Regions from separate parts of the Homo sapiens genome. Here regions 1, 2, 3, 4 and 5 are each linked to region 6. Evidence: chromatin loops called from intact Hi-C (ENCODE). Cell type or tissue: mammary epithelial cell. All regions are shown on one strand.

Evidence for each region. Hi-C counts contacts between places; a loop is a spot of excess contacts. Peaks named below come from ENCODE experiments on the same cell type or tissue, not always from the same donor. Only the 100,000 strongest peaks of a DNase experiment are listed, where the experiment ranks them.
Region 1: a loop joins it to region 6, with 9 times the contacts of the local background. A loop is called at or near these places in 3 of 110 quality-filtered maps.
Region 2: it touches region 6 in a loop (13-fold over the local background); 3 of 110 quality-filtered maps call a loop at or near these places.
Region 3: a loop joins it to region 6, with 5 times the contacts of the local background. A loop is called at or near these places in 3 of 110 quality-filtered maps.
Region 4: a loop joins it to region 6, with 12 times the contacts of the local background. A loop is called at or near these places in 2 of 110 quality-filtered maps.
Region 5: a loop joins it to region 6, with 3 times the contacts of the local background. A loop is called at or near these places in 3 of 110 quality-filtered maps.

The regions. Positions count from the first base shown.
Region 1 is chr9:108,414,706-108,418,705 of GRCh38, reverse strand. The region is part of intron 1 of LOC105376214 (a long non-coding RNA gene); the gene reads left to right. Among named protein-coding and RNA genes, the nearest start is that of ACTL7B, 440 kb to the left of the region's middle. In mammary epithelial cell, a CTCF peak has its summit at 2,171; a DNase peak (open chromatin) is centred at 2,175.
Region 2 is chr9:107,420,076-107,424,075 of GRCh38, reverse strand. It overlaps LINC01509 (long intergenic non-protein coding RNA 1509), which reads left to right. Exons shown (of 8, transcript NR_121581.1): 8 at 3,656-3,792. Among named protein-coding and RNA genes, the nearest start is that of LINC01509, 45 kb to the left of the region's middle. In mammary epithelial cell, a CTCF peak has its summit at 1,688 (motif pointing left); a DNase peak (open chromatin) is centred at 1,675.
Region 3 is chr9:108,755,279-108,759,278 of GRCh38, reverse strand. No RefSeq gene overlaps it. Among named protein-coding and RNA genes, the nearest start is that of ACTL7B, 99 kb to the left of the region's middle. In mammary epithelial cell, a CTCF peak has its summit at 2,305 (motif pointing left); no DNase peak of the experiment used is centred here.
Region 4 is chr9:108,812,529-108,816,528 of GRCh38, reverse strand. No RefSeq gene overlaps it. Among named protein-coding and RNA genes, the nearest start is that of ACTL7B, 41 kb to the left of the region's middle. In mammary epithelial cell, a CTCF peak has its summit at 2,340 (motif pointing right); a DNase peak (open chromatin) is centred at 2,388.
Region 5 is chr9:108,477,149-108,481,148 of GRCh38, reverse strand. No RefSeq gene overlaps it. Among named protein-coding and RNA genes, the nearest start is that of ACTL7B, 380 kb to the left of the region's middle. In mammary epithelial cell, a CTCF peak has its summit at 2,402; DNase peaks (open chromatin) are centred at 2,018, 2,478 and 3,508; H3K27ac peaks cover 2,197 bases.
Region 6 is chr9:108,669,288-108,673,287 of GRCh38, reverse strand. No RefSeq gene overlaps it. Among named protein-coding and RNA genes, the nearest start is that of ACTL7B, 180 kb to the left of the region's middle. In mammary epithelial cell, a CTCF peak has its summit at 1,880 (motif pointing right); DNase peaks (open chromatin) are centred at 597, 1,417 and 1,877; H3K27ac peaks cover 2,020 bases.

The DNA of each region.
Region 1 (4,000 bases), 250 kb after region 6:
GCTTTTTAGCACCCCTCACCCCTTAGGTGGCACAGAAAGGCTTCAGGGAGCTGAAGTTGGGTATTTCCCTTCCCGCAGGTAGCTTAGGCTCTGATAAAATATAGTTTGTCCTAAGGTCACGCTTTGCTAAGAAGAACAGAATGTTCTGGCGTATTTCAGAATGATGCCTTTCTTCTTCCCCTGTCAGAAGTGCAAGATTTTCTCCAATTTTTACCATGTGGACCCGGTTGAACTCCTGGAGATAACACTCATAAAAGTGTGGAGGCCAGTCCCTCTGACTGAATCTCCCCACAGTTTTTAATTCTCAGAGTTGTCCTCTGAGTTGTCCTGAGCCTCCTGCAAGTTGTTAATTACAGTTCAAGTTTCCCTACTCTGGCACTAGTTTCCAAGGAGATTTCTTCTTGTGGGTTTCTACTTTGGTAAGTTATGATTCCCTGTATCTACCTACCTGTCTTCCAAATTTGGGGAACAGCATTTTGCTGTGTGACCTCACTTTTCTGACGAATAAGAAGAATTGTTGATTATTCTGTTTGTTCAGCTTTTTACTTATTGGGACAGAGTGGCCACTTCTAAGCTCCTTATATGCTGGGCCACAAAGTGGCAAGACCCATTTACCTAGAGCTGGTGCCCTTTCCTCTGTGCCACAACTGGTTTTCAAAGGGAAGACTATGAATTTCATAGGGAGGCTAAGACCAACTGCCACATCTTGTATTGTCATTCATCACATGTGGGCTAATAGCAACCTTACTTCATAGCTTTGAATTACTACCCAGCAACAATGCTGTCATCTGTCCTCTCATGAACTCTTGCCTAATTTAAGTAAAACTTGGAACCATGCTAAGGTTAACTCGTAACAGGATGATAGGATGATACAGATGCAATTTTATTGACCTTAAACAAAAAAAGTATGTGTGTATGTGTGTAAGCCTGTGTGTGTGTATATATATAGTGTGCTATATATATAGATAGTGTGCTCTGTATATATATATATATAGATAATGTGCTACATATATAGTATACTATATATATAGTGTGATGTAGATATATATACACACACACATATATATATATATAGTGTGCTTAGGATGACAAAGGAGCTATGTCTGATTCTTTATCACCTTTCATGGCTCAGTGACTAGCGCAAGCTTAGTATAGTTCTTAAGGTTGTGAATATTCTTAATTCTTCTGTCATAAAAGTACATTTTGATTTACCCAATACATTTACATATGGAATTCTTTGTGCATACTCTCACTTTACAAACATATATTGTGTCAAAAGCATATTTGTTTTAGGGAGGCCCAGGGAGAATCATAACTAAGAAGAAAATGTGGGTACTATGGGAATATGTATTAGGATGCAGATTCCAAATTGACAAGCAAATGTTAGGACCTGCAAGGGGAGGAAAGCATGATCATTACCAAGAACAGGCATTTATTTTTTATGTATTTATACATTTTGGAAAAGATAATGATGGTGGATCGACCAAGTGGTATTTATTTTTTAATCAAACACCTAAATGAAATTGTCTGGGATAATGCAAAATAATTGAGTATAAAAGAAAAGATATTCAGAGGCCCAGGAGACATAATTCTGCAGGCTCACCCCCAAATCTATTTTTAGTAATTTAAGAAGGATATGATAATGCAGGCCATACTTCCTGAGTATACACTAAGGGTGTGACATCACGAGAAACACTGGAAGGAGTATCAAAGGGCTAAACAAGGTGACAAACTCTCAGCTTCCACCGAATTCTGAGAGAAGACATTGACAGAGGTATGTATGGTACAAGGGATTGAGAATGGAGTCATCCGAGACCCCAACTGAAAATGTCAATGCCTTCTCTTTTGTTTTGGTCACAAGTTATTTTATCCTGGTGATGAAGAAGGAGAAGGAAGGCAGCTCCTAGGAGGCCAGGAAAGGAAGGGGCTCAGGTTCCTAGAGGGTTTTAGAGACTGCTCCTCCAATTCAGTGTGTCCCTCAAAATGATATTGTAACCACTAGTGAATGCTGCTGGCCTCCTTGACAGGTGGGTTTGTTAGCATGTAATTCTTCGCATAGACAAAATTCTGAGCTCTCCTCAAACTCCAGGTTTGCTTTAAGCTCAAGCTTATTTCTTTTTCCAGTTGGGCTTTCAGGCCTTTCAGGCCAGGTAGATTGCCTTTAACTTGCTCAACTGCACCCCCACCTGTTCCATATATTTAAAAACATGCTCCAACTTACACAATTGAACAGCTTATTTTCTTTGGGAAGAAAATATTTTTGTTGTAGTTTCAGTTTGTGGCCTGTGACGTTTATTGGCAAGACAATGTTTGATACAATTAACAGTTTTAAAACTACCATTTTAAAATGAATTTCATTTTAAGCTCTTCCCTTTCCAATTTTTTTTTTTTTTTGGAAGTTCAAGAGTATTTCTGAAGAAATTAAGATGGATACCAACTTTACAACATCTGGGCTAATTCAATATTCTTTATTTGCCTTTTAAATTTGAAGTTAGACGCATATGAACAAAAAGGGGCATGATTTCCAGCCATGCCTTCATGTGCTGATTTTACTATACATTGTCACAGACTGTGGAACACAGGAGGTAATAAGAGGGTTAGGTGCAGAGTGTATTCATTCTATACGTAAATTGCCCCACACCAGAAACCCAAACTTCCATCCCAGAATGCACTTGGGTACACAGAAGCTTCAAAGAGAAATATTTCCCTGGAGGGAATTGGTAAAATTGGAGTTGGGTGAACCTCAAAGCATCTCGATTCACAAACGTTGCTTATGTTTGGATTTGGAATTGAATTTGGCTCCAGCAGTTGGCATCTCTACACTGTGCTGTGAACTACCCAGTCACAGAGAAGGGGGGAGGAAGAGGAGGAGAGGAAGACTGAATTGAGGAGTAGAATTTCTAAAAACACACAATAGCGCAGTGTTGATGCAATTAAGAAAATTAGAAAATGGGGTTTAAATTGAAAAAGTCCGTCTTTATCTTTTGCTTCCTTTGTGATATCCTTTCAGTTCCATATCCTCTGTCTTCTTTGATCTCATGTGCCCTCCATTTTTCCTTCCTTTGCTTTTTCTTGTGAGATTTCTATTGAAGCCCGTTCCTCCCTTTTTTCAAGAGTTTGCCTCAAGGGCTTGAGTTTGAATTTCAGGGCTTAAAAAGGCCTGGCAGGTTACAAAACAGTATGTTCCATATGAGCTAAATGTTGGGAAGGGAAACTATGCATTTATTTATGTGTATGTATGTGTGTGCATAGATAAGAGATTAGAAGGGTACTTACACAACTTTAACAATGTTTTTTCCTGGATCATAAATGCTTTCACATTCTTCTTTTTCTTATATTCTTTGTAATGTAATGTATTGCTTCACTTTTCTGGAAAGAACACTTACACTATAATAAGTGCAATATATAAAAAAGCTGGTAATTTGGCATGGTTTTCTTACCAATTTTTAGAACCTTATATTATTTCCTGTCTTCTTTTATTTAATTTTTATTACCAGTTTTTAGTTTTACTAAAATTCTGATTGTGCGCCTATTGCGCTTCAATTATGAAAAGATGTTTTGCTGCTTCATTAAAAAATTGTTTTATTTTTAAATTAAAATTGTTTGAATATGTGCGATTAAGCAGGTATAACCACACTTTAGAGAGTGGATGAATTTCTGATATGCTGCGTGTAGGTAAGGTTTAACAAATATGTAGGGCTTTAGGGAAATATGCTCTTCTTGCAAAACAATGAAAAATACTTCCTTTGGAAATAAAGAAAATAATTTTTTCACATAAAACTTTCCTTCTTTAAAGTTTTGGATATTAATTTTTCATTATTAAGCAGGTAATGATATGGCTTAATAAAATAAAATGATTAGAAAGAGCTTAAATATGTATAGATCACATATAATTTAGCAGAAAAAGTGAATTATTAGGTATCTGTGCACACATGTGTGCATATATATATATATATATAAACAAAGGGATTAAAAATGGCTCTTAAATACTACAAAAAAG
Region 2 (4,000 bases), 1.2 Mb after region 6:
ACAGGATATTGCCATGTTGCCCAGGCTGGTCTCAAACTCTTGAGCTCAAGTGAGCCACCTGCTTCGTTCTCCCAAAGTGTTAGGGTTGTAGGCATGAGCCACTGCACCCAACCAGCTTCCTTCTTTCGTATCATGCAGATCTCAACTCAAATTTCTCATACCTGGCTACTAACTAAACAGTCCCACTCCATCCCTGTTTTGTCATATTATCCAGTTTTATTGCCCTAATAGCACTTAACAGTCTCTTTATATTTCTTGTCTCTCCCCGTCCCCACCCAGCCCCACTTTCTTCGTCCTTAGAATGTAAAATCCTTGAGAGCCCAGGCCTTGAACATCCTGTTCACTGTGGGCTCCCCAGTGCTCATAGTAAATATTTGTTGAATGAATGTTGAAAGTCTCCTCCAAGGGGTTGACTCCTTCAAGTGCCTTTGTGACAAAGCCAAAATTCTAATCTGTATGCTTTACGTACCCGTTCTCATGGATCCTCTGTGGTGCCTTTTCGGCTTACCAGTCCTGGCAATGGAAAAGTAAACGTGGCGTACGCCTGACTGCAACAGTCTTTTGTTGGTTTGCTACTGAGCTTCAAGATTAAGGGTTTGGGCTTCGGATACAAGAGGACTCGTCTTGGTCCTGCCAGTCAGTTCTGTGAACCTGTATAGGCGACTGTCCCTCTCAAATCCTCGCATTTGGGCAGGAGATGCTCCCTAAGCATTGATCACCTGCCCAAATGTGAGGATTTGAGTTTAGGATTTAGGTCTCTGCTAAGAGCAATTCATCCTATTTTGCACTCCAAAGCCACTTAGCTGGCATGGCAATGTCTCCATTAATCAACTAGCTAGAGTGCTTGGGGCCAGAAGTGTCCTGGTTAATCTAACTTCCTGGCTACGGATCAATTAACTACGACATCCTTGTTAAAAATATGAAGAGTATATGAATTCATTTTCCAGCTCTAGAAGGCCACTTCACTGAACAAAATTCTCATTCTTAGAAAGTATTATAAGGTGGCATTGTTATTTCCCTCCCAAAATTAAAACTGAGCACACAGGGGCTGAGTCAGAGGGACCCTTTGGGGTTTTCCAGCTGTTAAGCACAGCTGTGTAACTTTAGGCAAGGCATGGCTTTAACCCTCCAGTGTATCCATTGTCTTATGTAGGACATGGGGGAGATATTACTCCACTTCCAGAGAAGTTGCTAGGATGAAAGGACATAACAAATACAAGGTGCTTAGCATAGTGCCCTGCGTGTAACAAGTGCTCAATATTTATTATTATTGTTTGCAATGTCTCTGACCACTGCGATATGACCACCCACCTAATTAAAGGAGGGCAAGTGCTGGGACAGAGCTGTCCTCTGGTTCTGGCCTGCCTCTAACACCCTCTGGGGTCCTGGGCAAGCTCCATCACTTTCTGGCCTCAGTTTTCTCTTGGGCAATATGGGGTAATCTGGTTGATCTCTGATTTTCATGCAGGTGCTGAAAGCCACTGGGCTCTGGGTGCCCTGAGATCTTTTCCTCTGTTGAGCTCGACCCTGAAGGGCCAGGTCCCTCCTCTCCTGGTGAGGCTGGCCCCTTCCAGGGACCTCCCTAGGTGCTGGCTTCCAGCCCAGCCAAACTTGTCAACCAGTATCCCGGTGCAGGAGCTGCACATACTAGCCCCTGTCTAGGAAAAGCTGTCCTGCGACGCCCTCTGGAGGAAGCAGGGCTTCCTTTCCTCTGCCATCACGTGCTCAGTCTGGGCCCCAAGGATTGACCCAGGCCAGGGCTGGAGAAGCAGAAAAAAAGCATCAAGCCTACAAATGCATGCTTACTTGCAGCAGAAATAGACTAATTGCATGGGCGTTTCCCTGGGATCCCTGTCTCCAGGCTTCTCTCATCCATGCCTTTCTAGGCAGCCCACATCAGCCCTTGCTTAAAACTCTCCAAGGTTTCTCATGCCAAGCTCCCTGCAGGACATCCCAGGCCCTCTGGGACAGCAGCTCACGGGCCTCTCCAGCCTCATTTGCCACTGTGACCCATTCTCCAGCACTGATTCATCAATTAGCCCATCACAGGCGTAGCTACAAGATTAGTTTTGAGACTCTCATTCTATATATTTATGTACATCCTCCAAAACTGATAAAACAAGAAAGCCGTCAAGTTGTAATTGATAAATATGTAATTAAATGTCTACAAAATGTAACATGTCAATTGTCTTTGCAACTGGCCTCAACCTTAGGTAGCCATATATAACTCATATTTCCTGTGTGATGTGGGTGAATTTTAATAAGCATGGTATAGTGTGGGGGTGGGGCCTTGGAAAATAACAGTGCCTGGGGCCTCTAAGGTCTAAAGTCGTCCCTGCCCTTCACAACCTCTGCTTTAGCCATCCTGAAACACTGGCTGTTCCTCCCACAGACTCTGCTTTCCCTAGATTCCGGGCCTTTGCACCTGCAGTTCGCCTGTTCTGAATGTCCTCTCTTTCCTCCTCACCCTTCACTCCCTCCCCCTTGCCTGGCTGAGTCCTGTGACAGACATTTCAGGAGCCACTTTGGAAGCTTTTTCTTTTCTTCTTCTTCTTCTTCTTTTATTTTTTTATTTTTTGAGACGGAGTTTCACTCTTGTTGTCCAGGCTAGAGTCTGGTGGCACAGTCTCAGCTCACTGCAACCTCCACCTCCTGGGTTCAAGCGATTCTCCTGCCTCAGCCTCCCGAGGAGCTGGGATTTCAGGCATGCACCACCACGCCCGACTAATTTTGTATTTTTAGTAGAGATGGGGTTTCTCCATGTTGGTCAGGCTGGTCTCAAACTCCTGACCTCAGGTGATCCGCCTGCCTCGGTCTCCCAAAGTGCTGGGATTACAGGCATAAGCCACCACACCTGGCCTTTGGAAGCTTTTTCTAATGTCCAGTGGGACTCCTGCTGTAAGCTCCCTTTCACGCAAGTCTGCAATGAGAATGCAGCAGGAAAGCCTAGTACCAGCATATTTTATCTCCTTGCTTGTTTTTGCACTGGCCCTGACCACCCTGAGGATCAAGGCTGGGTCTGATTCAGCCCTGTATCCTCAGCACTAGGCTCAGTGCCTGGGCCATAGTATCCTCACATTTAATGGGTGGTGGATGGCCAAGGAAATGAGTGATGGATGGATGGGTGGATGGCTGGAAAGCCTCAGCATTAGGGTGTTGGAAAAGAAATTCACCAGAGCACTTTAGTGGTGTGGCTGGTCAGGGCACTGATGTGGCAAGGTTGGAAAAGATGACCTACTGCTCTTTCATTGAGCCCCCTCCTGCTTGCATGCTGCATGTCTACACTGGAACAAAGGCACCAAAGAATCAGCCTCTGGGTAGAATGACATCCCAAGGTTGCAACTGGCAAACCCTAGAATGTGGCTAACTCTAGATATAGGACAATAATCGCAAGTGAAAACACAACAACAAATAAATGGCAAGAGGAAGAAAATAAGCGAGAGAAGAAGCCTTTAGACTAAAAAAGACTAAAGAGACATATTAACCAAACCCCATACGTGGATTTTGCTTGCATCTTGATTGCAACAAACCAACCATTTTTAAAAATTATAATAAAATCAGAGAAATCTAAACAGTGGATGGGATTATACTAATAAATTATTTAATTTTGTAGATGCACGTATGGCATTGTATGTTTTTAATTTTTATCTTTCAGAGCTACCTACTGAAATATTTACAAGTGAAATGATGTGAGATGTGGGATTTGATTCAAAATGATCCTTTATGTATGAAGAGTGGGGCGTGGAGAATGCATGAAGATACAGATAAAATAAACGTGTCTATGGGTTAATACATGCTGTAGCTGGGTACATGGTGGTTTATTATGCTATTCTTTCTAGTTTTGTGTGCATCTGAAATTTTCCATAATAAATACTTTTTAGAAAACTCATGAACCGTTCTGATTCCTGGAGATGCCTTGGTGCGCATGACCATATAATCCTTCTTTGAAGGTGAGGGCTGGAGAAGAAGTCCTGTTGAGGGAGATGGGGAGAGGAGCGGA
Region 3 (4,000 bases), 86 kb before region 6:
TTTTGGAGGATGCTGCTCTCTTTCTCCTTCCTTTTCATGTCCAACACGAGGATCCATATTATTCCACAGAGAAAACTTAAACCCTAGTGGGAGACCCTTCTCCTGCCTTACGTTCTAGGAAGACCATTCAGCTATATCAGTGTCCTGTTTTAACTCTGACATTTGTAACTGCCTGAGGGGTTCTCTTGCCCATTGGATAAAGAAAGACCATGGCATTGTAGTGGAGAAAGAGTTTAAGAGACATAGACTAGCCATGCCACATGAGAGACGGAGTTTTGTACTCAAGTCATCTCGTGCATAGGTTAGGGGTTTTTCAAAGGTGGTTTGAAGGAAAGGGTGAGGGTGGCCAGGTAACAGGTGCTTGTTGCTGATTGGTTGGGGGTGGAGAGGAAATCATAGAGGGTTAAAACTGTCCTCTTGTGGGCCAAATTGCTTCTGGGTGGGGACAACAGAAGCTTATCCCGGTGGAGCCATGGGTGTCAGACATGCAAAAAACCTGGAAAGGTATCCCAAAAGGCCAATCTACAGCAGTGTTGTTATTTGCAGGAGTAATTGGGGAAGCTGCATATGTTGTAATCTCTGGAATAATGTCTGCACCTTAACAGGATTCAGACTCCTTTCCTGCGCACAGCCTGATGGCCTCCCATTAGCTTTACAAAAGTGGTTGAGTTTTAGGCAAGGCCTGTTATCATTTTAAACTATAGCCTAAGTACCTTTCAGAGTTAGCTTGGCCCAGTAGCCCAGGAATAACTAAGGGAAAGGCTAGATGGGGTTTGGGTTAGTTTAGCTTAGCTTAGTGTTACAATCTTCTCACTGATAGAACTTTTGCAAAGGTGGTTTCACATTCATCATCTGAGAGTGTCTGTCTTAGTTAGTTTGGACTTCTATAATGGAATACCATAGACTAGGTGGCTTAATGCAAACATTTCTCATAGTTCTAGAGGGCGGAAAGTCCAAGAGCAAGGCACTGGCAGGTCCAGTGTCTGGTGAGGGCCACTTTCTGGTTTGCAGATGACCTTCTCATTGTATCCTTACATGGTGGAGGGCAGAGAGAGAGAGAGAGAGAGAGATGAAACAGTCTTTTTTTTTTTTTTTTTTTCCCTTGAGATGGACTTTTGCTCTTGTCACCCAGGCTGGAGTGCAGTGGCACAGTCTTGGCTCACCACAACCTCCACCTCCTGGGTTCAAGCAATTCTTCTGCCTCAGGCTCCCGAGTAGCTGGGATTACAGGCGTGTATCACCATGCTTGCCTAATTTTGTATTTTTAGTAAAGATGGGGTTTCTCCATGTTGGTCAAGCTGGTCTTGACCTCCTGACTTCAGGTGATCTGCCTGCCTCCGCCTCCCAAAGTGCTGGGATTACAGGCATAAGCCACCACGCCTAGTGGAAACAAACTCTTTTGTATCTTTTTATAAGGGCACTAATCCCATTTGTGAGAGCTCCACTCTTATGACCTGATTACCTCCCAGAGTTGCTACCTCCTAATACCATAACATTGGGGGTTAGGAATACAACATAAGAACTTTGGAGTGGGACTCATTCAGTCCACAACAGACAGTATCATCTCATATACTGAAAGAAGCCTCTGAGGGAAGAGTAAGACTGCCAGGGAGCGTATTTAAATCCATAGCTTGTCTCCAGGGACTGTTGTAAACTAATTCAATTGGCACATGTTTGAAAAAAAATGTTAGCACTCAATGCTGATGAGTTTCTGTTGAAAATGATACATTTGCTATCTCTGCTAGTAGTGAAAATTGGTAAAATGTCTTGGGAGAAAAATGCAGTGTTAAAGCAAACTAAATACGGCCTGAGAAGGACTCCATAGTCTTATATCTGAGTGCTTGTAGATGAACTGTAACCTAGCTTAATAGTCAGACAAGATTGAAAACCTAACTTAAGAGTATGCACTTGTAACAATCACTGAGTCTTTGCCAATCCCAGCAGCCATACTTCAGCCACTCAAAGACTGCTGAGTGTTCAAACTGTGTTCAAATAAGGCAAGTGCCAACCTGTAACCAATCCAGCTGTTTCTGTACTTCACTGCTGATTTCTGTATGTTATACATTTCCCTTTTTTTTGCCTATAAATCTTCTTCCTCCACGTGGCTGTGGTGGAGTCTCTGTGAATCTACTGTGACTCTGGGGGCTGCCCAATTCATGAATTGTTCATTCCTCAATTAAACTCCTTTAAAATTAATTTGACTGATGTTTTTCTTTTATCAGTAGTAATATTATGGTAGCAACAGCCATGAAGATGCATGCATCCTTCAGCGTGCTCCTGGCCTTTAGTTCTATTTACCTGCCCTCTAGAGGAAGGAAAGGAATCTGCCCTAAGGAAGAAATTCCCCAGTGTGAGTTACACAGGCTCACACAGGATGCAAATGGCATCCCCTATAGTTGTAGGCTGCTACAGTCTGGACAGCAGGGACTTTATCTTATTTACTACTAGATCCTTGGGGGCCTAGAATTGCATCTGGCACACAGCAAGAGCTCAATAAATGCTTCCTGACTCACTGTGACATGCTCAAGTGGTATGCCAAAACATGTGTCCATGGTCCAGAAATTGAAAATGATCATCATGAGATAATGTATGAATTCATTCAGGCTGGAACTTTAACCAGGAAAAAAAAAAAGCAAGACTTAAATATCGCTTCTGTGTAATTACAACCATGCAAAATTGTATATGATTATGAAAACAGGGCCTGAAAGAGAATGGGCAAAAATGAAAATAATTTTGTTAGCGTGCCGAGATTATGGGCCATTGCTTTTTAATGTTAAATATTTCCAAAATAAAGTGAAGTCAAATATTTTTTGACCACACGTTTTAGGTTGATTTAAGAAAAACAAGGCAAGGCATTATTAGTAGTAGAATTCGATTAAATAACTACTTTATTTCACAGCTTCATTCTCCCTTGGAGTTAACAAATGTTCTTCAAGCATCTGTAATCCATACTTTGTCGCATCAGTCCCAAGGCAATCGATAAACTCAAAAGCAAAAGGACTGCCAAGATGGGAACTGAGAAGAGAACTTTTGTTTTCAGTATCTACTGTGAGAATGCATGCAAATGAGCGATAAAGAACCACAAAGAAAAAACAAGCCCTGAGTTGTGGAGGGGTTAAATTCACTATCTGACTGTTGTGAGTCAGGAAGTATTTATTGAGCTCCTGCTGTGTGCCAGATAGAAAATCCACAATGAACTGAGGATGCAGTGAGGGTGCAGTGAGGGTTCACTGGGGTCCACAGTTTTCTAAAGCAGGTCTGGCTTTGCCAGTGAATAGTCTAATTTGCCAGCTTTGCCAGTGAATATTCTAATTTGCTAGCCTCTATTCCTTCACACTGCAAGGATGGAGGAACTCTTAATTGTGGAGCAGAACCTGAAATGAAGCTTTCTGGGTTCAGTTTCCCATTCCACAGGGAACTCTGAGTCCTTGGAGGAAGATGCATGTTTTTCCATGTCTAATTTTCTCAATCTGTGGTTGGCCAGTGTTGTTTCTTGCCACTGATCACAATGCGAGGCTGTGTTCAGCAGAGGTTCGCAAAGTTTAGCAGGCATCAGAGCAGCTGGAGAGCTTGCCGACAGACTCAGAAGTGCTGCTGATTCAGTGGGTCTGAGTGGGGTCCACAAATGTGATTTCTAACCAGCCTCCAGGTGATGCTGCTGCTGCCGTTTGGGGGACTACATGGAGTCGCACTGGTGTACAGCTTTCCCAGGTGGTCCTCCCATGGTGCTCTGGAGGGGCTTCTGATGAGGATTTGCTTCCCTCCCCATGACCAGGTCACAGTTACTCCCTAACTGAAGTGAACCCCATTGATTTCTTGACAGACAGCTGAACAGAGTACAAAGAACAGGAGTTTTAGAATTAGGTCCAGGGACAGATCTCTACTCGGGACTTTTGTCTGTGACTGTGGAACCCTAACTACTCTGAGCTTTGTTTCGTTGTGTACAATGGGGCTAATGTTGTCCATTTTAGAGGTGTTTTATGAACAAGGTTGGGAAAAT
Region 4 (4,000 bases), 140 kb before region 6:
GTGTAGAAAAGGGAAGCTCAGTGGGCTTAGGAATGTAATGGAATTTAGAGATCATCTGGTTAAGCACCTTCACTGTTCACATGGGAAGCAAAGCTTCCGAGGGAGACTTGATCCAGGTTCCATATTGAGTTAGTGGTAAAGCTGGACCTCCAGCCCTAAGTGCTGACATATCTTAGCCCAGCTGTAGGAGGGAGAAAAGCAGAAACAGGAAGGAGATAGCTTAGTCCAACTAGGGGAAGTGGTGGGGGCGGCGTGGCGGGGGGGCGCCACACAGGCACGGAAGCAAACAGCATTGCCGCCCACTCGGCCCCCGGCAGCTCACTCTTCCTTTCTCCAGATTCCTGCGGACTTCTTTCTTCAGCAGCATCAAAGAAGTCCAAAAAGGAAAACTAAACAATCCAAATTACAGGATAGAGAAAAAGACCCATTTCCATGTAAATGTTAACCATTCTGCAGCAAAACAAACAGTGGAAATAATGAGGCTTTGGTTTGGATCTGCAATGTGGAAGATGGACCTTGCTTATAAATAGTCTTTAAACCAACAAGTAGAGCCGCAGTAATTCTGTCTTGGAGGGTAGAGGGATGGGGACTGAACACATCACCCTAAAGCAGCTATTCAAAAAGTGTTTCAGGTCCCCTCGCAGTAATTAATAATAATAATAAATTTCAGGCAACAAAACAAACAAAAGGAAACAACAAAAAGCAGGGTTGGATCATTAAAACAAAAAAGCTGGGTACTCCAAAGACTTCTCACAGCGGCCAAGTTATGGAAATGAGATTTGAAACTGTGCCCCTCCAGGATCTTGTCCACTTGTACAGCATAAATCCTTAAATCAGCCTGCCCACCGTAGACTGGATGCCCTTTGAGAGTGCAGCATCCTGGAATGCTGTCTTCTGAAAAACAAATAAAAGATACACAGTTGAACCATATGAAAGTGCCAATATTTGACTATTCTGACTTACCAAAAATAAATAAGTAAAAGCAGCACGTTGAAGGGATTCAATGTAATTTACGCAGGCCCTCAAAAAGACAGTGTCTTTATCACTGTAAAGTCATTGGACAAGCCCCCTCCAGGCCAAATATCAGCAGACAGGCACAAGAGTCACCTGGGTGATTGCCTTAGAAGCCCAGTAGTACTCCAGAGCAAGGTGCACCTCCTCCCTGTGTTGGGATACCTGGGATGTCTTTTACACAGGCACATTCCTGAGTGACTCACCCCACTCCAGTCCTGAATCGGCATTTCTGGAGTGGGCCTGGGAACCTGCATATTAAACAATCACCCAGGTGACTCTTGTGCCTGTCTGCTGATACTTGGCCTGGAGGGGGCTTGTCCAATGACTACAGTGATAAAGACCCTGTCTTTTTGAGGGCCTGCGTAAATTACATTGAATCCCTTCAATGTGCTGCTTTTACTTATTTTTGGTAAGTCAGAATGGTCAAATATTGGCAATTTCATATGGTTCAACTGTGTATCTTTTATTTGTTTTTCTTTAAATTTCAACTGAGCTCTGGAAAATAAGTTTTCTAGATCTTTGATTGGACACATTTGGGGTTAAGAGATTTTTCCAGGTGCGAACATCAACTGACAAGTTTAGGAGCTATTTCAGGGAATACCTTTGAATTCTTCTTTCCATTTGGAGCCAGGAAGTTCAAAGAAACATTTATGGCGTAGCAGGTCTTCAGGTTTTAAAGGTAATTGTATTGTTATTTATGTTTTTAGATCCAACCTCTTTTTAGGATCATTACAAACACCGTGAGAGGGGTTTCTCCCCACATTGCAGAAAAGGATTTGAGTAAGGTAGGCATGTTTGACCTCTTCTGGAATAAGGTAAGGGGATCAGTCAACCAAGACAAAACTCTCAGTGGTGAATTGGTAGGGCCAGGATCCCATACATAGCAAATGGGAAAATTAGACTGTGAACTTAAGTCTTTGGAAATAACCTGGTGCTGTAAAAAAGAGTATAAATGAAATCGAATTTTGGCCTAAATTAGAGCTGCCACTTAGTAGTTAGTTGCATGATCTTGGTCAAATGCAGCAACCTCCTCCAGTTCTGTGTCTTGCAGAGGTGGGCTGGGGGTACTGTTCTTGGGGGAGCTGAGTGAGACCCTCAGTGCCACGCATGTCCATAAAAGGTGCTCAGTAGTTTATTACTAGTGAATTTTAGCCTGGAGGTTTTTCCAAAGATGCACAGCAGCCTCTTGAGTAAGAAAAGAAGAAAAGCTGCAACCCTTCCCTCTGCCCCTAATCCCTTCACACATAAAACTGCCCTGGGGCATTTACCCTCCAAGGGATAATTCCTGGTTGAAAGTAAAGCTGGCACAGCTACTGTGGGCACCAGCAGGTGCCAGTACAGGCTAAGCTTTCAGAAGGGTTGCCTGGCCTGACTTTATCATTTTTTCTGTCTCTCAGTGTGACTCATGAAAGCCCAGACTTCCTTTCCTTTCATCCAGAGTGATTTCTGTCTCATAGCCTTTTGTTTGTTTGTTTACATAATATGTCCACATAACAATCTCATAGCCTTTCTTGCTTGCTATTCTGAACCTGGGAAAAAATGCTCAGGGTTTGCACTGTCAAATATCAAGGAAGAAGAAAGATCTCTTATTTTGGAGATCTTCGTAACAAAACTAGTAAACAGCAGTGGCTACTTTTGGGCAGCACTTCACAGTTGGCAAAGTACTTTTGGATTCATCAGTTCACTGAATATTTTGCGAAGCCCTGGCAAGACTGTGTGATGGCTAAGGGCTGGGCTCTGAGGTCTGCAGATTGCCTTCAAATTCCCATCTTCACCTCTTCCCAACTGAATCATCTTGGGCAAGTATTATAATTTGCCATCACTGAACATCATAGATTTAAGTGGAAAGTACTAAAATAGTAGCAATAAGAGCTTAATAATTGTTAGCTATTATTTCTGTCATTCCCATTTAACCAAGTGACTTTGTTTTTCCAGAATATCTGACCTCAACCTAACAGGTCAAACTTCACTTTCTTCACTTTTACACCCTCTTCCTTTCCTCACAGTCCCCTGCCTCCACTCCTCCTCTGCCTCCCTTCCCCATCACAGCCTATACTAAACTTTCCTGTGGGGTGCAGGCTGTCCTTTGTCCTGAGTACGCCACACTTGGTGAATACCTCCCCATCCTTCAAGTAGACTGACTTATTCCCATGCTCCTGGTTTGCTTTCTGTACACCTTGGCTACAACAACTATGTAGAGTGAGCTGGTCTCTTTCCCCATCTGTCGTCTTATTAGACTGAGTGCTTTCTGAGAATAGGAACCAGATCTCCTTGCTTGTGGAATCTGCCCCAAAATCTATGGGATACCAAATAAGTGTTGGTTTGAATGAACAAATGCTGTAGAATGTATAACAGCAGTTAAAATGATCTTAGGTAAGCACTGGAGTCATGGAACCCAGAGCTTGTGAGCCAGTCCTGGAACCCAAACTCTCCTGCTCCCAGTCCCCATGCTTCCTAGGCATCCTCCATGCTGCCTCTGGGTGTGGCCATCGGACATTGCTGAGTAATTTTTCTTAAGCTGGACGCAGAAAGATAAAAACTAATGATATGAAAGCACTAGACTTCATATTTACAGGCCCAATAGAAGTTTCCAATGACATCAAGCAGCCAGTGTGCAAGGCCTGCTTTTAATGTATCAGAAAAGACAAAATTACAGGATGACCGCCTTTGATGTCCCATCTGTTTCGTCTTTCTGAATAAAAGGGAAACTCTGGCTCCAGGCTGATTTTCAATTGCAAAAATAGACTAAATTCCAACCCTTAAATTATCAAAAGTGCCACATACTTGACAAGCAGCTAAGCAGAGTACAGAAACTACCAAGTTAGTAATTAAACAGAGCTTAAGTCAAATTAACAGAGACAGACATTCTTGTCTGGCGGTCAGAACAGAGGCCTGGGGAGCCCAGGATCTGGCCCTGGTTCCTGCTTGTGTCAGAGTCAAGTTTTGATGTGCAGCTGCAATTGCCAAGAAGAGACCCCCTGGGCTC
Region 5 (4,000 bases), 190 kb after region 6:
ATACACAAAATATTATCACTGCAGCATGTAATTAATATAAAATTGTTAATGAGATGTTGCACATTCACTTTGTTGAATTAAATTCGAGAAATCTGGTGTGTATTTTCCACTTTTGGCAAACCTCAATTCAGACTAGCCACATTTCAGTGTTCGCTAGCCATGTGGCTGCGGGTCTATAGCAGACAGCACAAGTTCAGTGCTTGTAAGATTACGCATTGAAATCGAATAGAATGGAAAATTTCAGACAGCATTGCTCATAGTAAATAATTTTTTCTAGGGACTTAAAATGTGCTTTTGAGCAGGGAGTCATGGTAGAAAAAAAAAAAAACTTGAAAGCTGATGTAGTACAGCACATTGATTCCTTCCAGCACACGTGTCTATGGAGCTGTACTGAAGACGACTGTAATCTTGGCAACATGAAAGAGCTCCCAGGTACACTTCTCTGGCCATGCATTGACCGTTAGGCTCACTACTTCTTGATATCTATTCAAGGCTTAGCTAGTCATCACATAAGACATTAGAGGATTGCTTGAAGGACATATAGCTCACCAATCTGCACATATGCTAAAACCTCCCTGCACCCAGCCAGATAAACAGAGATAGGGCCCTCAACATTAATCAGCTTATTCTTTCTATAATTTGACTTTGCTGTGACACCATCATAATAGGGTTCAAAGTGGTTACAAGAAACAGCATTGTCAGCATGTATATGGACATTCTAATGCATTAATGGGAGGAATGTGCGTTGGTATAACACTTCTGGTGGGCAATTCAGTTACGTGTATCAAAAAATTTCAAAACTTCTGTGTCTTTTGGTCCAGCACTTCCAGGAGTTTATTCTTTCATGTCCAGGAATAAATGGAAGTAATACAGATGGTCCCCAACTTAATGATGGTTCTGCTTAAGAGCCTTGGACTTGACTATGGTGCAGAAGCAATATGCATGGTATAGTAGTAACCATACTTTCAGTACCTACACCATCATTCTGTTTTTCACTTTCAGTATAGTATTCAAGAAGTTACATAAGCTATTCGACACTTTCTAATAAAATAAGTTTTGTGTTAGATAATTTTGCCCAGCTGTAGGCTAATGTAAGTGTTCTGAGCATGTTTAAAATAGGCCAGGCTAAGTTATGATGTTCAGTAGGTTAGTTGGATTAAATGCATTATCAACTTAGGATATTTTCAACTTATGATGGGTTTATGAGGACATAACCCCATTGCCTAAGTCACGGAATTCTTGTATATGTGTGCGTAAAAATTCAGCTACACTAAATGCAATGTGATATGTTTATTTGGATCCTGGAACGGAACAGGGACATTGGTAGAAAAGCTAATGAAATCTGAATAAAGTCTGGAGTATAGTTAATGTTAACATACCAATGTTGGTTTTTCAGTTATGACAAATGTACCATGGTAATATAAGATGTTAACATTAGGGGAACTCTATATTATGGGAACTCTATACTGGCTGCAACTTTTCTGCAAACCTAAAATACTTCTAAAATAAAATGTTTATTAAAAATATTCATCCATAAGGATCTGCAGTGCAGTGTGCCGTAAGAGCAAAAAGTTGGAAACAACCTAAATATCCAACCACTGACGCTTGCTTAAATAATTTTAATTTTATTCATAGAATGGAATAGCAGATAGTCATCCAAATGATGTTTTAGAATTCTATTTGTTAACAAAGATGTTCATAATATGTAAAGTGAAAAAGCAATTTTCAAAATATTATTATTTTATTAAAATGTGTACATAAAGAGAATTGACAGAATGTACTGAGTCATTGGGATTAAAGGAGATTAAATCTGTGTGTGGATGTGTGTACATATGTTTACTAGTTTTTAAATACAGGGCTTATGTTGGTTTTGTAATAAGAATTTTTAAAGTTTGTTTTTTTTTACTTTGCAAAAGTGAAATGGGTGAGTCAGACTGTTCTGACACAGGGCTGACAGTGATGAGTGTAGTCTCACCACAAACTTGAAAATAAGGGACATCAGATTGCACTCTGGGAATTAGGCTCAGAAATCAACATAGAAAGTATTAGTTTTGAGTGGGGCAAAATCTCTTTAAAGAATCAGAATGACTCACGGGCCAGAATTAGTCCTGGCTACAGCCAAACTTGACATTCAGAAATGTAGTTCAGAATGTGTCTGTCAGAACGGAGTTGGTACGGAACAAACTCAGCTAAAGGAGGGTCACAGAGGGTGCCAGTGTCATCTCAGCAGCCTTATGATGACACATCTGGTCAGACTGGCCTCAGTTTCTCTCTCTCTCTGATAAGTCTGTCCTGCAATGAGACAGAAGTGTCATCTGTTATCCCGCCTCTGACCACTAAACATTTTGATCATCCAGTTAATTCTCTGCCACTAATCAGGGTGAGGCCCACGAAAGAGCCTCTGGTTACTTGACTCTCCCTGTAGGCTGCCCACAGCTGGTCAGGCTGACACGAGCACCCATCCCCTTGACAATGAGTTTCCTCATTGCGAACGAGCAGATTTGGCAGCTAATTTGATGAATGTCTCTGTGCGCATTACTAGTGTGAGTCAGTGCTCTGGGCCCAGTCAAATCTGTAGCTCTGACAGGAGGAATTTATGAGCCTGTGAGGGGAAGGGCCAGAACATGGACCCTGTGAATTGCCCATAATAACGGTTCCCTTTGGGTCTTGTCAGGCACCCCCTTGGCCTCTTCTCAAAGATCCAAGCGGCATTTCCCCTGGGATGTAGTGGCTCACTCATTTCGTTTATAATGCTTCTCCCAGCCCAACCATCTGGCATTGGGAAAACCTGCCTAGTCCCCTTGGGTTAGGGCAGCAGAGTCCAGTGAGATGAGTGAGTCCTACAGGAACCTGGTAAAATAACTCAGATAAACATGGGAACCCAACAAACTTCCACCGAGGGTTGAATAGTTCCCAGACATCAAGCTTGGTGGAGATCCTTCATGTTCACTGTTCATGATGGCTCTGTCGTGGCACGAAAAGCATTAGACATGGAGTCATCAGATTTTGTTTCTATGGCTTTGGCCTAATTATCTGGGTGACTCTGCACCAGTCAATGTTTTGACGTCTTGACCATAAAATCAAGGATAGCAATACCTACCACACAGCATTGTTATAAGTTCAGTTGCTATGATGGATAGTACAGCACAATAGAAACTAGAAAGAAATGTACAAATAAAAAGTACAGTCATGTGCCACATAATGATGTTTGGTCAACTGTAGACTGCGTATGTGACAGTGGTCTCACAAGATTATGATGGAGCTGAAAAATTCCTGTCATCGAGTGACAGTATAGCCATCATAATTACTCACATGTTTATGGTGCTTCTGAGGTAAGCAGCGACGTGCTGTACAGGTTTGTATCCCAGGAATAATAGGCTATGCCATATAGCCTAGGTGTGTAGTAGCTTATACCATCTAGATTTGTGTTAAGTGCACTTTATGATGTTTGCACAACCATGAAATCACTTAACGACAATTTCTCAGAACATATCCCTGCTGTTAAGCAACGTGTGACTGACTGTATTGTTATTTCTCTTTTCATGAGTCATAATTCAAATGTGTGTGTGTGAGCAATTTTTTGAAATGCAAACAAATTGGAAAGTTTTATGTCCTGGAAAGTGGAGAGCTGATTTAGTTTCTGATCGGGTATGGAAATACATCAATTACTAAAGAGATAGCAAGCAATTCCTTAGTGTGCATAAAACTTCATAATTGAATATTTAACTTATATTAAGTATCCAATAACTGGGTTTTGTTCTGAATGCTAGCATTGCATCCAGATTCGATTCTACATAGTGTTTTTAAGATGCAGTTTCACCAAAGAGATTCTTTTGCTGCCATAATTCCAAAGCCCTGGTTAAGGCCTCTCCAATCTAGGAGCCCCTGTAATTCTTATGATTTTGTCTGCACTTAGAGACGTGTTGATTCTCTTGTCGGGCCCATGTCCTACATCTTGTATATTATGTTCACTTATGATTGTTCCACGGCCACACAGGGT
Region 6 (4,000 bases):
CGCCTAACTTGTTCATTGTTGCTCATATTCACAATACCTAGCTCATGTCTGGATCACAGTCAATACATATTTTAAAGTAAATGAATAAATGAATGAGTGAGTGAATGGATAAGTAAATGCAGCTTCTTGGCACTTAAGCATACAAATCTTCACCAGCATGCGCCTCACACTAGTGGACAGGCAGAACGATTTTCTATTCTATATGGAGGTTCTCTGTGAAGATTTCTATGCATGTACTTTGCCTCTGCAACCTCTTAGTGGAAGAACAGGTTTTTGATATGCAGCCAGCAACCCTGACAGAATCAAGTCACTTTCTTTAAGAAGATTAATGAACAGGGACTTAAGAGAAGGCACGGGTGAACTGGTTGCTAACAAGTAAGAACCAGCCATAAGCTCAACCCTATTTTGGGAACAAACCAAACCAGGATCTTTAAGGCTGAGCTTGGCTTGGTTCAACTAATCCTTCTCCTCCTCTTTGTGCCTTGGCTGCTCCCACACCCACCACAGCCTTTCTCACTCATCTCTGTTGAGTTATGAATCACATCCCTGTTGCACCTCCACGCTCTCCGTCCTCTGTTGGGTCTGGCATTTTCCTCACTTTGCTGTCCTATGAGGACAGAGAACACTGGAGGTGGAGGGAGAGTCTTAGGTAAATATATCATTTCAAGTCTTTCAGGGAGAAGGAAGCTCTGAGTGGGCCTTGTGATTCATGGTAAAGGGAAGATGTGGAGCAGGGAACTGGGCTGGGCTGGATGAGGATCAGAGGCGAAGAAAGGGAGGTTGGGCCATCTTACGGGGATGGGTGGGAAAGGTGAACCACCAGATCCAGACAAGGAGTGGAAGGTTTGAGGCAGGTGGGTGAAGGACTACAGGCAGAATGGAACACAGATAGGTACACTTGACCTCTTCTCCTTGGGCAATTTCCTAGTCAACTTTCAGGATCCAACTTGAACGCCCCTTACTTGGGAAACCTTCTCTGACTTTCTGGTTTTCTCTGCATTAGAAATATCCTGTGGTCACTCGCCCCACCATGTCACTTTTCATCCTAGTCCATCCTTTTTCCACTGCCTTCTCTTTGAGACTGAACACCTCAAAGGGCTGAGACCATGCCTCCTTCACTTGTGTATGCCTAAGCAGGGTCTGGCACACATTTACACTGACCATCTTTTCCTAATGCAAACTTGAGTCACATGGCCTGGCACAGTGTCCACCACATGGTCTGAGCGAGGCACAGAACTTCTGAAATGAGGACCATCTTGGAAAATCTGCACCATATGGTGAAAACGTGCTGAAGACGCCTTGCGTACTAAGAGTCAGTGGAATTTAATAGTATTTGTTTTATTGCCTTTCCCCCCCACATTCCTGGGTTTCTGTCTTCCCTAATATGAAGATGCATTTTGCTGAAATGATTCATTTTGCAAAATTCCTGCAGGCCAAACAAGAAGTGGCATGCACTTAGGTTTCAAACAGAGACACATGACATGGGAATCTGGGGCTTCAATTCTAGTTTAGTTTATAAAATGTTCAGCTGGTTGTTTCAAACCTCTGTTTCTACTCATGACCTCAGACAGAAAAGTGAGGTGTGCCAACAGACCCAGCCTGCAATGATTGAGCCCCTGCTGTATGCCAGACCCTTTTGCTTACATTATTCCATTTAGAATCATCCCAGGAGACAGGCAGGTACTCACCACATATTTTAAACAGAGAGGAGACTTCTCTGCTCCTTGAGGAGCAGAAGTGATTTATGTGCCTCATTTTGAGGCTAACCACCTACATCACAATCTAGACAGTAAAAACTGAAATGAGCGCTTGTCTTTTTGAGAATCTGGGGACAACAGCCGCTCTTGTTACCTTTGTAGATGGGCAAGAGTCCCTCCTCTGGGACACTGGAGGGCAGTGTCGTACAGTGAATTGAGTCTGGGATTTGGAATGAGGGAATTTGGGTGTGGGTTTGAAAGCTGTGTGGCCTTGAGCAAGTTAGGCAGCCTCTCTGAGTCTTAATTTCCTTGTCTCCAAATGAGAATAGTCATTGTAAGACCCACTTTACTGCGTCTTACAATGTTGTGAGGATCAGGTGGGCAGTGGACAGTGGGCGTGGGAAATGCTTTGTAAGCTGTGAAGAGCTAAACACCTAATATCATTATAAATGCACAATTTGGGGGCAAGGGCTCCTAGATCCTACCCGAGTAAAAATATTTCCTTCAAAACTCGTACCTTAATGCTGAACTTTGAGCCTGGAGTTCTATCTTTGAGTTCAAGGAGGCCACTGCTCAAGTAAGCTTGCATTCCCTGAGATGCAGGTGGGGAGGGGTAGCCCAGGATTAATGAGGGGTCCATTTATCAATTTCATCTTGTCTCAGAAAAGGGAAGCAGGTTGTTCAGTGTCCAGGACAGGTGCATTTGGCTGGGGAAGAGGAATGTGCCCAACCTGGGTGTTTCTGGAGGCCAGAAGAACACAAAGGCCCTGGGGACTCTCTAGGTTTGGAGCCTGTGCTTTCCTGGAGAAAGAAGAGCACAAGTCAAAAGTGATGTTGGGTTGGAGGGTGAGTACTGAAGATCCAAGAATCTTGGACTCTCAAGGCAAGGAGGGGCCTTCATCCCCATAGTTTCCTTGTCTTTGGTCGTTCCTGAATTTTGCCACATCTGCATTCTCCTTCTATTGTCTTTTTACTTGATGAATTTCTTTACCTCAATTTCCCCATGTAAGAAGCTTCAGCCTCATCTGAATCAAGCATATTTGTGAGATCTCCATACAACTATTAAAATAAAACATATTCATTTACCACCTAAAAATCACCCTACGACCACTAGTTGTCCGTGCATTAACTTTGTTGGGAACTTGTGTTCCTGATCAAACACCCATCTGGAGACGAAGTGTGCTCTGCTGCCCCTTCAACAAGTACTCACCCTGCCTCCGTTTGCACATCTGTAATGATGGGAAACTCAGTTCTTCTCTTGAGGTGACTCTGCCAGAAAGTTCTTCTGTAGGTTGTGCCTGAATTTTCTTACCTGTAATTCTACCCATTGGTTCTAACTCTTGGATCCCATAAAGGGTGTCTATTTTCACTTCCCAAGATGGGAAATCTGAAGCTGGCTCTTACGTACGCTACCTCCCAGCCAGGCTGGACACCTCCACTCCCATCTAGCATTCCTCTACTGACAGGCTTTCAAGTGTCCTTGATGTCTTTTGTCACTGTCCTCTAAAAGGCTCAGTTTTGGGGTCATCTCTTAAAAGATAACTTCCAGCATGGAACACAATCATCTAGGTGTGGTCTGGACAAGTAAGGGTGAATGGCACTGTCCCATCCCTCATTCTAGATACACTACTACCATTAATACAGCTTAAGTAACACTCTCTTCTTAATGCATCTGCCAGCAGTCAGTGGGTTTGGTGCAGAATAACTACTCCTGCATCAGTGTTGATACCTTGCCATGACCATTGGGGTGGTCATACTCTTACCTGACCACCCCAGTGCCAGTAGAAGGCACGTGTGGGGGAACTGAGTGTCATCTGGAGCAGCATTCTTTAAATCTTTTTCATTATACAAACATCTCAGTAAAAATACATTGAGCACGCATCTCTAATATGTATATATTTATTATAAATTGTATAATGGACTAATACATGTAGTGCATGCAAAAAATAGGAATTTAAAAGTATGAAATAAATCAGAAGTAAAAATCCTAATAATTTCACCCTCTCCTTGTTGGATTGTCTTACGTACCACCTGCGAATGTTTCCCCCCAGGGTCCAGAACACTCAGTGCCCTCCTGCTAAACAAAGCAAATCTCTGTATGAAAGGACAGAACCTCTAGTTGTGGTGACCCCAGCACCAGGGTCTAATTCACTGTTTTTCAAACTTCCCGAATAATGCCAGCAACACCCTTGGATATGCACCTGGAAGAATCAGAGTGAACGAAAAGGGAGTCAACCCCATTCAACCGTGTGTATTGTGCTTTGTCAACACACACCATTTTTCCTCTTCCTCGTGGCTGCCCC